Regions from separate parts of the Homo sapiens genome. Here region 2 is linked to region 1. A link is a loop called in an ENCODE intact Hi-C map of the cell type or tissue named here. Cell type or tissue: K562. All regions are shown on one strand. Links, peaks and the distances in the headings refer to the core of each region. The heading gives the core; the rest is flanking DNA.

Region 1 (8,650 bases), core at 339-8,338:
GACTGCAGTGAGCTATGATTGCACCACTGGGCTCCAGCCTGAGCAACAGAGCGAGACCTTGTCTCAAAAAAGAAAAAAAAAAAAAAAACCCACTACGTGAAAGTCAGTCACAAAGGGCCACATCTTACTGTTTCATTTATCTGAAATGTCTAGAATTGGTAAGTCTATATAAATGGAAAACAGGTTAGTGGCTGCCTAGGGATGAAGGCATGGAAGGAAATGGGGAATGACTGCTAATGGCTATGGGGTTTGTTTTAGGGGTGATGAAAATGTCCCAAAATAGTGGTAATGGTTGTATAATTCTGTGAACATACTATCAATCATTGAATTGTATACTTTAAATGGGATTTAATTCACATTACATCTCAATAAAACTATTTTTTAAAGAAGAAAATGTTCAAGGAACAAGGGTTGCTAAATAACAGAGGATAACTGTTGTTTGACAACAGCACAAAAATTATTTCCCAAAAAGTGTAATGGCCCTGGAAAATGAGTGCAACGGGATCTTCTCTTGAACCTGGATAGCGGGGTGTGGACAGCTGGGCACACTGAAGGCGGTGATACAGAACTAAAAGCAACAGGACAGCTATGAAGGGAAAAGAAAATCAGTGTGGCTACCAAGACATTTTAGTGTCTGCTTTCAAGAAGGTCCTCCCCCCATGCTTGGCTCATGATATGGGGTGAGTCTCTTGTTAGAGTGGAACATATAGGTCAGTGTAAAGTGTGGAGACCAGCACCTGACTCTGAGCAAGAGTTCCATGAATATTAGCTTTCTATTTTTAAAAACCCACTAAAAGTCTGGGCACAGTGGCTCATGCCTATAATCTCAGCACTTTGGGAGGCTGTAGTGGGTAGGATCGTTTGAGCCCAGGAATTTGAGACCAGCCTGAGCAACACAGTGAGAACCCATGTCTACCAAAAATTTAGCCAGGCTTGGTGGTGCACACCTGTAGTCCCAACTGCTCAGGAAGCTTGAACCCAAGAGGTTGAAGCTGCAGTGAGCCGAGATCACGCCACTGCATTCCAGCCTGGCCAACAGAGGGAGCCTGTCTCAAAAAAATAAATAAATAAATAAATAAATAAATAAATAAATAAATAATAAAAAAATATGAAGCCACTAACAAAGGAGGGTAGGAAATAGTTAACAATCCAGTTATATTCTCTTTAGAGACACGCAATACCAGATAACAAAAACAATAAAGATGGCTATCTTAGTCCCTTTTCTGTTGCTATAACTGAATGCCTGAGACTGGGTAAATTGTAAAGAAAATACATTCATTTCTTACGGTCTGGAGGCTGGAAGTTCAAGGTCAAGGAGCTGCATCTGGTGAGGGCCTTCTTGCTAGTGGGGACTCTCTGCAGAGTTCCAAGGTGGTACAGGGTCACATGGCAAGGAGTACACAAGAGAATGCCAAGTGGCTTTTATAACAGACTCAGTTTTAAAATAACTAACCCATTCCCATGATAACCCATTAATCCATTAACCCATTAATCCATGATATATTAATCCTTTGGTGAGGACAGAGCACTAATGACCCAATCACCTCGTACAGGCTCCACCTGTCAATATTGTTACATTTGGGATTAAGTTTCATCATGAGTTTCAGAGGGGAGAAGCATTCAAACCATAGCAAACTCCTATGATGGTAGAAAAATAAATATAAGAGCAAACTGTACCAAAAGGAAACTAAGCTTTATATATGCTTCTATAGTTTGAATTATGTGTCCTCCCAAAATTTATATGTTGAAACCTAATCACCAAGATGATGGTATTAGAAAGTGGAGCTTTTGGGGAGGTGATTGGGTCATGAGGGCTCTGTCCTCACAAATGGGATTAATGACCTTATAAAAGATATATAAGGGAGCTGCTTCCCTCCTTTTTGCCCTTCCACCATGTGAAGACAAAGCGTCCATCCCCTCTGGAGGGCAAAACAACAAGGCATCATCTTGGAAGCACAGACCAGGCCCTCACTAGACTTCCTAGAACCTTGACCTTGGACTTTCTAGTCTCCAGAACCACAAGAAGTAAATTTCTATTGTTTATAAATTACCCAGTCTCATGTATTTTGTTATAGCAGCACAAATGGACTAAGACATGCAGGCAAGAATTTATGATAGGCCGGGCACGGTGGCTCATGCCTGTAATTCCAGCACTTTAGGAGGCCGGGGTGGGAGGATCATCTGAGATCAGGAGTTTGAGACCAGCCTGGCCAACATGGCGAAATCCCATCTCTACTAAAAAACATATATATATACAAAAATTAGCCAGGTGTGGTGGTGCACACTTGTAATCTTAGCTACTCAGGAGGCTAAGACAGGAGAATTGCAGAATTCTTCTGCAATTCAGGAAGCAGAGGTTGCAGTGAGCTGAGATCGTGCCACTGTACTCCAGCCTGGGCAACAGAGCAAGACTCCATCTCAAAAAAGAATTTATGATAAACAAGTCAGGCTATCCAGATGCAAGGGCTCATGCCTGTAATTCCAGGACTTTAGGAGGCCAAGGTAGGAGGATTGCTCTAGCCCAGGAGTTCAAGACCACCTTGGGCAACATAGCAAGACCCCACCTCTTAAAAACATATATAAAAATAAAAAATTGTCCAGGCATGGTGGCACAGACCTGTAGTCTCAGCTACAAAGGATCGCTTGAGCCTGGGAGGTCAAGGCTGCAGTGAGCCATTATCATGCCACTGCATTCCATCCTGGGCAACAGAGCAAGACACTGTCTCAAAAAAGAAAAAAAAAATTCAGGCTAAATAATATATTAGACCAGTTGAAAGGGATCAATAGAAACATTAAAGAAAGATTCTATAGTGGGTTAGTTCTGCAGTGTCCCCTCAAAATTCATGTCCACCTGCCATCTCAGAATGTGCCCTTTTGGTAATAGGGTCTTTACAGATGTAATTAGTTAAGATGAGATTATGCTGGAAGACTAATGTCCTTATAAGAAGAGGAGAAGGGTCAGGCATGGTGGCTTATGCCTGTAATCCCAGCACTTTGGGAGGCTGAGGCGGGTGGATCACTTGAGGTCAGGAGTTCGAGACCAGCCTGGCCAACATGGTGAAACCGTGTCTCTACTAAAAATACACAAATTAGCTAGGTGTAGTGGCAGGCGCCTGTAATCCTGGCTACTCGGGAGGCTGAGGCTTGAGAATCGCTTGAACACAGGAGACGGAGGTTGCAGTGAGCCAAGATCATGCCACTGCACTCCAGCCTAGGCGACAGAGTGAGACTGTCTCAGGAAAAAAAATTAAAAAAAAAAGGAACAGGAGAGGAGAAGACATACACAGATGCTCAGCAGAGACAGCAGCCATATGAAGACAGAGGCAGACATTGGTGTGATGCTGCCCCAAGACAAGGAATGCCAAAGATTGCTAGCAACCACCAGCAAGTGGAAGAGGCAGGGAAGGATTCTTTCCCAGCGCTTGGAGAGAGAGCATGGTCCTGACAACATTTTGATCTCGGACTTCTGGCTTCCAGAACTATGAGAGAATGAAGCTCTGCACCTGTATTTGGTGTTTAGTTATGGTGACCGCAGGAAACTGATACATATGCCATGTAGTGCAGCCACTCAACCACAAGGGGCACTGTCTGGCAGCAAGTTCTACAAACACAAACTGTCCAAAATAATCACTGAAGTTCACAGAGAAAGCCATACAAATAGCATTCAAATATTTTTAACGATGATCAACAGGCTACAATTTATCATTTTTAAAAACATAAAACCATTATCATCTTGCTGAATAATTCATGACCTTTGTAACAAACTGGCTGAGAACCACTTTTAAAGAACATCCTGGTCCGGCTATCATTACACACACGGGAGGGTATCTGTAGGATAAATTCCCCCAACAATTCCCTTTCCAGGAAGAGACGCATATTTTTAATTTCAATAGACAACAGCCAAATTGCCCTCCAAAGAGGAGGTACATTACACTCGCCAGAAATATACATGAATGGCTGGTTTTCCCCAGGCTTGGCAATACTTTGCCAAGCTAAGAGGTAAGAATGGGCTTTAAAATAAACCCTGATCCAGCTCCCAAGGAGAGGACTGGGGCCTTCGGACCCACATTTCCCAGCACAGGTGCTTCACCAGCCTGCCATGGCCCCTTCTCTGTCCAGTTTAGCAAGGGTGTGGCAGATTTCCTTTCAGGCACAGAGCCCAGCCTTCCAGACATCACACTTAAACTGGTTCCTACCACATTTGCAAGGAGAATCTCTTCTTCCAAGTCAGCAGTGTTTACAATAAGCAGTATGCTTTTCCCTGAGTCACTCTGAATATAGAGACCAGAAACCAATTCCAGGGTAGCAAAGGGACAGCCACCATGGTGACCTCAAGCATACAAATCACACACCTGCTTGTCCTGCCTGGTCAAGCCCTGTTGGGACCATGCATAATCCTGACCCCAGCACTCAGGCACAGAACACTTAGGAGAGGAAGGCGAGGTTTCAGCTACATGAGGTGGCATTGTAGGAATTGTCTTCTCCCTGACACCCCCCATGGCACTCAACAGCCTCACTGTCCTGACCCTAAGCCACTTTGTGACCCACCCCTGGGAAGGGCAGGCAGTGAAGAACTAGGCATAGAGAAGAGGAGGTGGGGAGTTACCAAGCTGTTTGCTGACCTCTTCATTTGACTCAGAACCTGACCTTAATCTTGCTTCCAGAAAAACAATGGGCCCCATTCCTGCCCAAGCTTGCCTTCTGCAACCCAGACTTTCTTAGAACGCGATGGGAGTCAAGAGCGCTTTCTTTAAGGCGAAGCTGTAGACAGGTTCCCCTCACCTCCCACCTCTGCCCACATTATCTGCCTCTAGCAAATAATGGTAGTCATGACTGTGCCTGTTACCCAGGAGAACACCAATCAATGGCTGTAAAGACATGAATGTATGGTTTTAGATGGTGTCTGCCTGCCTTTGCTGAAAAAATGTAAGAACAGCAAACATTTATGTATTACCGTTTGTCAGTACTGCTCTAAGCACTTTTATAATATTAAACATTCATGCTGTACTCCTTACAGCAATCGTAAGAGCTAGGCACTAAAACTATTCCCATTGTACAGATGAGCAAACTGAGACACTGAGAGATTGGGAACCTTGCCCACGATCACACAGTGAGTAAGTAGGAGCTACAATAAGGAGCCATGAAGGCAGGGAGCTCCACTCCTGCCCTTCCCAGGCCTCTGTTCACTCCTGAGCATGACTGGTACCTAACAGGTGCTCAGACAGTCGCTGGATGCAGATGAGGGAACGGCTGTGGACATTCAGTCCTTCAGACCACAAAAGGACTTTGGAAGGAGAAGAACCCTGGAAGAATGCCATGTTACTGGCAAAGGTTTGGGTTCTTACCCAGTGATTTGGTAAACACAAAGGGACAATGGCATTAAGTGATAGCAAAGCCAATCTAAACAGAATCACAGCAGTAAACCACCAGAACCCACAACTTTTTTTTTTTTTTTTTTTTTGAGACAGAGTTTTGCTCTTGTTGCCCACGCTGGAATGCAATGGCGCCATCTCGGCTCGCCACAACCTCCACCTCCCGGGCTCACCCAATCCTCCCAGCTGGAACTACCGCACACACCACCACACCCAGCTAATTTTTGTATTTTTGGTAGAGACAGGGTTTCACTATGTTGCCCAGGCTGGACTCAAGCTACCCACCTACCTCAGCCTCCCAAAGTGCTAGAATTACAGGCATGAGCCACCATGCCTGGCCACCAGTATTTTGCCAGGCTGGAGTGCAGTGGCACAATCTCGGCTCACTGCAACCTCCGCCTCCCGAGTTCAAGCAATTCTTCTGCCTCAGCCTCCCTGAGTAGCTGGGACTACAGGCACGCACCACCACACCCAGCTGATTTTTGTATTTGTAGTAGAGATGAGGTTTCAGCATGTTGGCCAGATTGTTCTCAATCTCTTGACCTTGTGATCCACCCTCCTCAGCCTGTTGGGATTACAGGCACGAGCCACTGAGCCCGGCCCAGTCTTTTTCTTAAAAAATCTGCTCACAATTCCAATTATTTGCGCAATGCTGTACTAAGTACAAGAGAAAGGTGTTTCCTCTCAGCCAGGACAGAAGGTAGGAATCTTCCTGTAACTGCAGTCCTTTCTATGGCCACTAAAACAAATTACCACAAACTGAGGGGCGTGAGATAACACATGTTTATGATCTTATCATTCTGGAGGTTAGAAGTCCTAAAGTCAAGGTATCAGAGCCGTGCTCCTTCCAGAATCCCTGAGGGAGGAACCCCTCTGCTGTCCTGTCAACTTCTGGAGGCTGTCTGTGTTCCTTGGCACATGCCCTTCCTCCATCTCCAAATCTCTCCTGACCTCTGCTTCTACCACATCTTCGTCTTGGACCCTTCTGCCTCCCTCTCATAAAGACCCTTGGGTCTACACTGGACCCACCTTGGTAACCCAGGCTAATCTCCCCACATCAAGATCCGTAATCACTTCTGCAAAGTCCCTCTTGTGAAGGAAAGCAAATTCACAGGCTCTGCAGATTCTAATGCAGACCTCTTGGGGGAGGGGCATTATTCTGTCGACGGCAATAACCGGAGCCATTTCTTTCTTTCTTTCTTTCTTTTTCTTTTTTTTTTTTTTGAGACAAAGTCTCACTCTATTGCCAGGCTCCAGTGCTGTGGTGTGATCTTGGCTCACTGCAACCTCCACCCCCTGGGTTCAAGCAATTCTCCTGCCTCAGCCTCCTGAGTAGCTGAGACTACAGATGGACGCCACCACACCTGGTTTTTTTTTGTTTTGTTTTGTTTTGTTTTTTTGTTTTTGAGACAGAGTCTCACTCTGTCTCTGTCACCCAGGCTGGAATGCAGTGGCCTGATCTCAGCTCACTGCAAGCTCTGCCTCCCAGGTTCACACCATTCTCCTGCCTCAGCCCTCCCGAGTAGCTGGGACTACAGGCGACCGCCACCATGCCCGGCCAGTTATTTTTTCGTATTTTTAGTAGAGATAGGGTTTCACCGTGTTAGCCAGGATAGTCTTGAACTCCTGGTTTCAAGTGATCTGCCTGCCTTGGCCTCCCAAAATGCTGGGATTACAGGTATGAGCCACAGGAAAAAAAAATCACTTTCCCAATCTGCAAAATGGCTACTGTCCTCAATTTCCCCAAACTAATCCCTCTCAATGATGACCTCAAATCTCTCACCCTCCAAAGAGATAACAGATGCCCTCAGGAAGGCCTTAGTTTCCCCAACATGCTTGGGTCTAAACCCACACACTCTGCCTTTCCTTCTGTTACAAGAGAAGAGGTGTGCTGTTTCCCCCTCCACACCCCCACCTGATTCCTGGATCCACCCGTGCTTGGTCTTCCCACACATTTTGTTCTTGCAATTCTTCCTGTTCTTCAACTGTTCTCTCTCTGAGATTATTGTCATTACATAAAAACATGCTTTAATATCTCTCTCGGCTTTTGAAATTCTTTAAAAAGGAGTTAAGTTGTGCAATGTGAGTTCATTGACCACAATGGATTTAAGTTAGAAATCAATCGCAAGATAGCCGGAAAAATCCCCAAGTAAGTTGGAAACTTAAAAAATACACTTCTAGCCAGGGGCAGTGGCTCACGCCTGTAATCCCAGCATTTTGGAAGGCCAAGGCAGGCAGAGTGCTTGAGGTCAGGACTTCGAGACCAGCCTGGTCAACATGGTGAAACCCCATCTCTACTAAAAATACAAAAATTAGCTGGGCTTGGTGGCGGGTGCATCCCAGTTACTCAGGAGGCTGAGGCACAAGAATCGCTTAAATCCAGGAGGTGGAGGCTGCAGTGAACTGAGATGGCACCACTACATTCCAGCCTCAGTGATAGAGCAAGACTCTGTCTCAAAAAATAAATAAATAAGAATAAAAATAAAAATAGGCGGCCGGGCTGGAGGGCCCTGCCAGGGGTGGGGGTGGGGGTGGGTGCGGGGAGCCCCGCGGCGGGGGCGGGCGCGGAGTCACGGGGGTGGGGTCACTCGCGGTGGCTCGGGGAGGCCAGCTGGGAGGGGAGGGGGCCGTGGGGGCGGCTCGGCTGAACCAGCCCCGGCTGGGCAGCAGCGGGGACGCCGGGGGCCGGGGCCAGGGCTTTCCGGGCTTAGGTGAGGCCGCCGTGGGCCCCATCTTCCGGCGGTCGCCGGAGTTTGTGGTGATTGTTGCTGCCGCCGCCACCCCCCCGGCTGCCATCTCCTCCTCCTGGGCCGCCGCCTCCTCCTCTTCCTCCTCCTCCTGGGCCGGGCTGATCCCCTCCCCGCTGCCGCCTCCTCCTGGGCTGGGCCCGCGGTGTCTCGTCCCCTCGCGGAGCCGCTCCTGCCGCCGCCGCCGCCGCCTCCTCATTCATCCTCGTGCACCATAGGCGGCACAGGCACCAAGATGTCCAACCGAGTGGTCTGCCGAGAAGCCAGTCACGCCGGGAGCTGGTACACAGCCTCAGGACCGCAGCTGAATGCACAGCTAGAAGGTTGGCTTTCACAAGTACAGTCTACAAAAAGACCTGCTAGAGCCATTATTGCCCCCCATGCAGGATATACGTACTGTGGGTCTTGTGCTGCCCATGCTTATAAACAAGTGGATCCGTCTATTACCCGGAGAATTTTCATCCTTGGGCCTTCTCATCATGTGCCCCTCTCTCGATGTGCACTTTCCAGTGTGGATATATATAGGACACC
Region 2 (8,650 bases), core at 318-8,317, 260 kb after region 1:
CCGGCGTGGACACCAATGTCAGGGTAAACTGGGGCAGAGATAGACATCCGGGAACACTGCTTGAAGCAATAGTTTTCATTCTTTTACTTAAAACCAGTGTCGGCTGGGCGCGGTGGCTTACGCCTGTAATCCCAGTGCTTTGGGAGGCTGAGGTGAGAGGATCGCTTGAGTCCAGGAGTTCGACACCAGCCTGGGCAACAGCCAGACATGAAAAAGTAGCGGGACGTGGCAGTGTGCAGCTGTAGGCCCAGCTACTTGGGAAGTTGAAGTGAGAGGATCGCTTGAGCCTAGGAGTTTGAAGCAAGCAACGATCACTCCACTGCACTCCAGCCTGGGTGACAGAGCCAGACCCTTCTCTTAAGTAAATGAATGAATGAATTAACGTATGTCAACAAACTAAACTACTTTGTCATCTAGCCCAGAATGCTAAATTTCCAGGGCCTGCGGTGAACAATGAAAGCAAAAGAGAGCTGCTTTCTTTTTTTTTTTTTTGAGACGGAGTCTTGCTCTGTTGCCCAGGTGGGAGTGCAGTGGTGCAATCTCGACTTACTGCAACCTCTGTCTCCCAGGTTCAAGCTATTCTCCTGCCTCAGCCTCCCAAATAACTGGGACTACAGCCGCTCATCACCACACCTGGCTAATTTTTGTATTTTTAGTAGAGATGGGGTTTTACCATGTTGGCCAGGCTGGTCTCAAACTCCTGACCTCAGGTGATCCACCCACCTTGGCCTCCCAAAGTGCTGGGATTACAGGCCTGAGCCACCATGCCCGGCTCTGCTTTCTTATTTGATTCATTTTCCCTAGATTATTGTAACTGGACGTTCATTGTTTTGGGATCCTGATCCTGGTTCCTACTGGGTAACAAGTTGCTCTAGAAAGAAGGCGGAGGGGGACAGTAGACATTTATGTTTTAGATAGGGAGTTCTTTGATTTTATGTTTCAAAAGAAAAACTAAGTTTTCTTTCTGAAAATAAGCATAGTTTTGTTTTTTTTTTTTTTTTGAGACAGGGTCTTACTCTGTCGCCCAGGCTGGAGTGCAGTGGCCTGATCTTGGCTCAGTGCAGCCCCGACCCGGGGCTCAAGTGATCCTCCCTCTTAAGCCTCCCGCATAACTGGAACTACAGGCATGTGCCATCACACTTGGCTAATTTTTTAAATTTTCTGTAGAGACTAGGTCTCACTGTGTTTCCAGGCTGGTCTTGAACTCCTGGCCTCAAGTGATTTACCCACCTTGGCCTCCTAAACTGCTGGGATTACAGTTGTGAGCCACCACACCCAGCCCATAGTATTGTTTTAATACAGACAGTATAATATGTGCCCATTCTATGTTTTTCAAATGAATGTGTTGGTATTGACAGATCTGGAAGGTAGAAAAGGGACCAGATGGAAAAGCCATCGTGGAATTTTTGTCCAATCTTGCTCGTCATACCAAAGCCGTCAATGTTGTGCGTTTTTCTCCAACTGGGGAAATTTTAGCATCGGGAGGAGATGGTGAGTATTGCTGTCCTTCAGAGATTCTTCGGGAACCAGATAGATACCTGTGTGTCTTGTGTCAGATAGTGAGATTTGAGCTGGATATGCTTTTTTTTTTTTTTTGAGATAGAGTTTCACTCTTGTTCCCCAGGCTGGAGTGCAGTGGTGCAAACTCGACTCACTGCAACCTCCGCCTCCTGGGTTCAAGCGATTCTCCTGCCTCAGCCTCCTGAGTAGCTGGGATTACAGGCGCCTGCCACCACGCCCGGCTAGTTTTTTTGTGTGTTTTTAGTAGAGACAGGGTTTCATCATGTTGGTCAGGCTGATCTCGAACTCCTGACCTCAGGTGATCCACCTGCCTCGGCCTCCCAAAGTGTTGGGATTACAGGCGTGAGCCACTGCGCCCGGCCTGGATATGCTTTTTAGTTCAGGTGTGGCTGACCCTCTCAATCTGTCATTTAGGTAGTTCAGTAAAATACTGTTCTAGGGAATGTGGTAGAGTCAGGGAGGGAGGACAGCAAGATGAAACCAGGAACACCTGTTTGAAAACAGCTGCTTTCCCGCAAGCTCCCACCAGGCTGTTCTAAGACGAGATGGAAAGGCACTTACCATTCTGTCACATCCCAAGCAAGGCGACTGTTCTGGTTTTGTTGGATTGTTAGTTTAACATCTGTGGTGATCAGAGTCAGTTCTGTGTCTCTGTGTAATTAATTAAATGGCTTTAGGACTGTGTTAGTAATTAATTGGCTTTGGGAGTTTTTTTTTTTTTTTTTTTTGAGACAGTCTCACTGTTATCTAGGCTGGAGTGCAGTGGCACAATCTTGGCTCACTGCAACCTCTGCCTCCCAGGTTCAAGCGATTCTCCTGCCTCAGCCTCACAAGTAGCTGGGATTACAGGCGCCTGCCACCACCCCCGGCTAATTTTTGTATTTTTAGTAGAGATGGGGTTTCGCCTTGTCAGCCAGGCTGGTCTCAAACTCCTGAGCTCAGGCAATCTGCCTGCCTCGGCCTCCCAAAGTGCTAGGATTACAGGCGTGAGCCACCGCGCCCGGGCTATTTGGGCATGAATTCTAAACTGGGATATGAAAGAATTCAGCAATGGCAAAGTTCCTCATGGAGGTGTGCCATGCTCAGAAGTGCAGTGTGCCCTCCCACTGGCCCCTCTTCAGTGGGCCCTGAGTAGCTGCTCGTGTTTGATCTCCCTGTAAGAAAGGCAGTAGCTGAAAAGCACCTAAGCTGCCAACACTGTGGAAACCCCCGCAATGCTCCCTTTCTTCACAGTGACATACTTGTTGTAATACCCATAGTAGCCTCTGAAACGCTCCAGCAGTGCCGGTCGGGGTAAGATCCCGCGTCGGTACCCAGCTTGGCAGCTCCTCTGGTTTGACATCTGTGTGTTTTCTCCCATTCCCTGCTGTGACTGATGCTGCTTTGGAGTCCTGGTGTCTGCAGTGCCGGGCTGCTGGAGGGTGCTGGGGAGGGAGCATACCGGGAGTGTCATTAATGAATGGCCTTGTGATTTGTGCTTGCTTGTTTGGTGGGAATAGATTGATTCTTGTTTTCTGCCTGTGCTTAAATGGGATAAAACTATATGGAAAAAGTAAACCAGGCTGGGCGCGGTCGCTCACACATGTTGTAATCCCAGCACTTTGGGAGACCGAGGCAGGTGGATCATTTGGGGTCAGGAGTTTGAGATCAGCCTGGCCAATATAGTGAGACCTCATCTCTACTAAAAATACAAAAATTAGCTGGGCATGGTGGTGCGCTCCTATAATCCTAGCTACTCAGGAGGCTGAGGTGGAGAATCGCTGTAACCTGGGAGGTGGAAGTTGCACTGAGCCAAGATTGGGCCATTGCACTCCAGCCTGGGCAACAGAGTGAGAGTCTGTCTCAAAAAAAAAAAAAAAAAGTAAACCTTTTTACCATACTTTAAAACAATCTAGAAACTATTACAAAATAAAACAGAAATCTAAAGTTTTTTTTTGCAGGAGGAGGAAAAGAGACCTGGTTGAGTTCAGTGCCATGATACCCAGAGTGCATGAAGGGATGTGTGTGTGTGTGTGTGTGTGTGTGTGTGTGTGTGTGTGTGCGCGCGCACGCTGATTTGTAGAGGGAAAAGTGGGGAGCAGGAGCGCCACCTGGGGGTGGCTACCTGCTGTCTGCCCTGAGGTTGCACATGGCAGCCCCCATTTTCCAAAGTCCCTTGGTCTTGGAGGCCCAGAAACCTGCTGTTGTCAGCACGTGGAGAGTGTTCATCCATCAGGGCCAATGGCATGTTAACCAAGCTCCCAGACTAATGTGTGCGAATAGGATTCCGGTTAACTTAGCATGGGAATGCAGGCTGGGTGCGGTGGCTCACGCCTGTAATCCCAGCACTTTGGGAGGCTGAGGTGGGCAGATCACCTGAGGTCAGGGGTTCGAGACCAGCCTGACCAACATGGAGAAACCTCGTCTCTACTAAAAATACAAAATTAGCTGGGTGTGGTGGTGCATACCTGTAGTCCCAGCTATTCGGGAGGCTGAGGCAGGAGAATCGCCTGAACCCGGGAGGCGAAGGTTGTGGTGAGCCAAGATTGCACCATTGCACTCCAGCCTGGGCAATAAGAGTGAAACACCATCTCAAAAAAAAAAAAAAAAAAGAAAGAAAAACAAAGAATGGGAATGCGTATGTCCTCACAACCTCATTCATTCACTGTCCTGCTGTGCACATTCCTAAAAGGGAAGCTAAGGGATGGTCAGAAGGTTACGTGGTAATCGTAGAGTCAGAATGTGGGGAGTTATTGGACTTAGACAATGGGTGACCTCAGGCTAAAGTACCTGATATCTATAATGGTATTAATAGCTGACACTTACATGGGGCTTACTATCTGCCAGCCATTGTGTTGTAAGTGTGTTATATACATTGGCCAATTTAATCCTCACAACAGCCTGTGAGGTAGATATATTGTTATCCTCATTTTTGAGACAGGGTCTTGCTCTGTCACTGAGGCTAGAGTGCAGTGGCAAGATCAGGACTCACTGCAGCCTCCACCTCCCGGGCTCAAGTGATCCTCCCACCTCAGCCTCCTGCGTAGTGGGACCAGAGGTGTGTGCCACCACACCTGGCTAATTTTTTTGATTTTTAGTAGAGACAAGGTCTTGCTCTCTTGCCCAGGCTGGTCTTGAGCTCCTGGGCTAAAACAACCCTTCCATCTCAGCCTCCCAAAGTGCTGGCATTACAGGCGTGAGCCACCCCACCCTGCCTATTATCCCCATTTACAGGTGAGGAAACTGAGACATCAAGATGCTAAGTGACTTGCTGAAGGTTTCTGAGCTAGGAACATTTGCCAACCCTTGCACTGAGGGTTCTTTGCTGTTTTGTTTTTCTATTCAGCTATTTATAGGTTATGCCTTCAGATTTATTAATGTAGCCAGTCATTTTGCAGTGGCATTTGCTGGCCTAGGGACCCTTCTGTTTAAGGTGATTTTGTATAGCTCTGATCTGTTATGAATTTGATTTTGGAGTTTTAGCTCAGAAGGCAATTTGCCTACTTTCCCTGTTGAAATGCTTGGAAGTAAATCATCCTGGCCATAGTGTCCACTGAACAACATAAATGTTGTTTTAATACCCTAAAAATCCTGACATGCAGCTAATTTTTTTGTATTTTTAGTAGAGACAGTTAGCCAGGATGGTCCTGGGAGGCAGAGGTTGCAGTGAGCCAAGATTGCGCCACTGCACTCCAGCCTGGGCGACAGGGTGAGACTCCGTCTCAAAAAAAAAAAAAAAAATGAAAATAAAAATCCTAATATGAAGGAGTGTGGGTGAAGCGTGGATCACTGTTACTGAATCACCCTGCAGATGCTGTCATCCTATTGTGGAAGGTGAATGATAACAAGGAGCCGGAGCAGATCGCTTTTCAGGATGAGGACGAGGCCCAGCTGAACAAGGAGAACTGGACGGTTGTGAAGACTCTGCGGTAACTTGGGAGGGACCATGGCAGTGATCTCTGTTTACGATGAGTGCATTAAATGGAATATACCTTTTGACTTTTTTTTTCTTTTCTTTTGAGATAGGGTCTCATTGTCGCCCAGGCTGGAGTGCTGTACTGTGATCACAGTACCCTGCAGCCTTGACTTCCCGGGCTCAAGTGATCCTCTCACCTCCCAAATAGCTGGGACTACAGGTGCATGCTACCATGCCCTGCTGATTTTTAAATTTTTTTTTTTTTTTTTTTTTTTTTTTTTTAGTATTTATTGATCATTCTTGGGTGTTTCTCGGAGAGGGGGATTTGGCAGGGTCATAGGACAATAGTGGAGGGAAGGTCAGCAGATAAACAAGTGAACAAGGGTCTCTGGTTTTCCTAGGCAGAGGACCCAGTGGCCTTCCGCAGTGTTTGTGTCCCTGGGTACTTGAGATTAGGGAGTGGTGATGACTCTGAAGGAGCATGCTGCCTTCAAGCATCTGTTTAACAAAGCACATCTTGTACCGTCCTTAATCCATTTAACCCTGAGTTGACACAGCACATGTTTCAGAGAGCAGGGGGTTGGGGGTAAGGTTATAGATTAGCAGCATCCCAAGGCAGAAGAATTTTTCTTAGTACAGAACAAAATGGAGTCTCCTATGTCTACCTCTTTCTACACAGACACAGCAACAATCTGATTTCTCTATCTTTTCCCCACATTTCCCCTTTTTCTATTCGACAAAACCGCCATCGTCATCATGGCCCGTTCTCAGTGAGCTGTTGGGTACACCTCCCAGACGGGGTGGCGGCCGGGTAGAGGGGCTCCTCACTTCCCAGACAGGGCGGCCGGGCAGAGGCGCCCCCCACCTCCCGGACGGGGCAGCTGGCCGGGCGGGGGCTGCCCCCCACCTCCTGGACGGGGCAGCTGCCGGGCAGAGATGCTCCTCTCTTCCCAGACGGGGCGGCTGCTGGGCGGAGGGGCTCCTCTCTTCCCAGACGGGGCGGCTGCCGGGCGGAGGGGCTCCTCACTTCTCAGACGGGGCGGCCGGGCAGAGACGCTCCTCACCTCCCAGACAGGGCGGCGGGGCAGAGGCGCTCCCCACATCTCAGACGATGGGCGGCCGGGCAGAGACGCTACTCACTTCCTAGACGGGGTGGCGGCCGGGCAGAGGCTGCAATCTCAGCACTTTGGGAGGCCAAGGCAGGCGGCTGGGAGGTGGAGGTTGTAGCGAGCGGAGACCACGCCAGTGCCCTCCAGCCTGGGCAACATTGAGCACTGAGTGAGTGAGACTCTGTCTGCAATCCCGGCACCTCGGGAGGCTGAGGCTGGCAGATCACTCGCGATTAGGAGCTGGAGACCAGCCCGGCCAACACAGCGAAACCCCATCTCCACCAAAAAAATACGAAAACCAGACAGGCGTGGCGGCGTGCGCCTGCAATCCCAGGCACTCGGCAGGCTGAGGCAGGAGAATCAGGCAGGGAGGTTGCAGTGAGCCGAGATGGCGGCAGTACCGTCCAGCCTCGGCTTGGCATCAGAGGGAGACTGTGGAGAGAGCGGGAGAGGGAGAGGGAGACGGTGGAGGGAGAGGGAGAGGGAGAGGATTTTTAAATTTCTGTGGAGACAGGGTCTCACTATGTTGCCCAGGCTGGTCTAATTTAGAAGTTTTATTTATATGAAACAGTCCTAAGACAATAGTTTTAAAGGATGAAAGCATAATTAAAATGGATTTTCTTAGTTTCGGCTATACATTTTTCTTAGTAAAAAGTATTCAATTTTAAAGATACAGCTATCCTTTTTTTTTTTTTTTTTTTTTTTAGATGGAGTTTTGCTCTTGTTGCCCAGGCTGGAGTGCAATGGCATGATCTCGGCTCACCGCAACCTCTGCCTCCTGGGTTCAAGCGATTCTCCTACCTCAGCCTCCCGAGTAGCTGGGATTACAGGCCTGCACCACTATGCCCAGCTAATTTTTTTGTATTTTTAGTAGAGACGGGGTTTCTCCATGTTGGTCAGGCTAGTCTCAAACTCCCAACCTCAGGTGATCCGCCCACCTCGGCCTCCCAAAGTGCTGGGATTACAGGCGTGAGCCACTGCGACCGGTCAGATATAGCTATCCTTGAAAGTAGTTTTTTATAGCTATAGCTAATATAGTGCCAGTGGAAATTTTGGAATCTCATTTTAATGCTTAGTTCTGGAGATTGTCCTTATATTTTTGATAACTTGTCCGTTTTTGAGTTAATAATTGCTTTTTGTTTTGTTTTGTTTAGAGTCAGAGTCTCACTCTGTTGCGCAGGCTGGAGTGCAGTGGCATGATCTTGGCTCACTGCAATCTCTGCCTGCTGGGTTCAGGGGATTCTCCTGCCTCAGCCCCCAAGTAGCAGGGACTACAGGTGTGCGCCACCACACCTGGCTATTTTTTTTTTGGCTAATTTTTTTTTTTTTTTGAGATGGAGTCTCACTCTGTCGCCAGGCTGGAGTGTAGTGGCGCGATCTTGGCTCACTGCAATCTCTGCCTCCCAGGTTCAAGTGATTCCCCTCCCTCACCCTCCTGAGTAGCTGGGTCTGCAGGTGTGCACCACCACGCCTGGCTAATTTTTTGTATTTTAGTAGAGACGTGGTTTCACCATGTTGGCCAGGATGGTCTCGATCTCCCGACCTTGTGATCTGCCTGCCTCGGCCTCCCAAAGTGCTGGGATTACAGGCGTGAGCCACAGCACCTGGCTGATTTTTGTATTTTGAGTAGAGATGGGATTTTACTGTGTTAGCCAGGCTGGCCTTGAACTCCTGACCACAGGCAGTCTGTCTACCTTGGCCTCCCAAAGTGCTGGGATTACAGGGGTAAGCTGCTATACCTGGGGAGTAATTGCTTTTTTCCTCTTTGTTTTTGGATTCTAGGGGCCACTTAGAAGATGTGTATGATATTTGCTGGGCAACTGATGGGAATTTAATGGCTTCTGCCTCTGTGGATAACACAGCCATCATATGGGATGTCAGCAAAGGTAAATGATATATTTTTGTTATTAGCAGGAAGAAATATTCTAAGCATCTATAAAAGCCTAAAAGTCTAACTTGCTTTAACTTTTTTTTTTTTTTTTTTTGAGACAGGATCTCACTCTGCCGCCCAGGCTGGAGTGCAGTGGTGCGATCTTGGTTCACTGCAACCTCTGCCTCCTAGATTCAAGCGATCCTCCTGCCTCAGTCTCCCAAGTAGCTGGGACTACAGGCATGCACCACCACA

The links. Peaks named below come from ENCODE experiments on the same cell type or tissue, not always from the same donor. Only the 100,000 strongest peaks of a DNase experiment are listed, where the experiment ranks them.
Region 2: a loop joins it to region 1, with 4 times the contacts of the local background. A loop is called at or near these places in 2 of 110 quality-filtered maps.

Annotation. Positions count from the first base shown.
Region 1 is chr21:36,122,135-36,130,784 of GRCh38, forward strand. CBR1-AS1 (CBR1 antisense RNA 1) reads right to left here and starts at 4,506. Exons shown (of 4, transcript NR_040084.1): 1 at 4,353-4,506. It also overlaps the pseudogene MEMO1P1. In K562, for the core only: CTCF peaks have their summits at 1,026 (motif pointing right) and 3,583; a DNase peak (open chromatin) is centred at 3,567; H3K4me3 peaks cover 262 bases; H3K27me3 peaks cover 3,784 bases.
Region 2 is chr21:36,386,240-36,394,889 of GRCh38, forward strand. It overlaps CHAF1B (chromatin assembly factor 1 subunit B), which reads left to right. Exons shown (of 14, transcript NM_005441.3): 2 at 1-23; 3 at 1,359-1,491; 4 at 5,312-5,429; 5 at 8,308-8,411. It also overlaps the pseudogene ATP5MFP1. Among named protein-coding and RNA genes, the nearest start is that of CHAF1B, 5.2 kb to the left of the region's middle. RefSeq lists enhancers at 1-105, 106-605. In K562, for the core only: a CTCF peak has its summit at 3,611 (motif pointing left); a DNase peak (open chromatin) is centred at 3,612.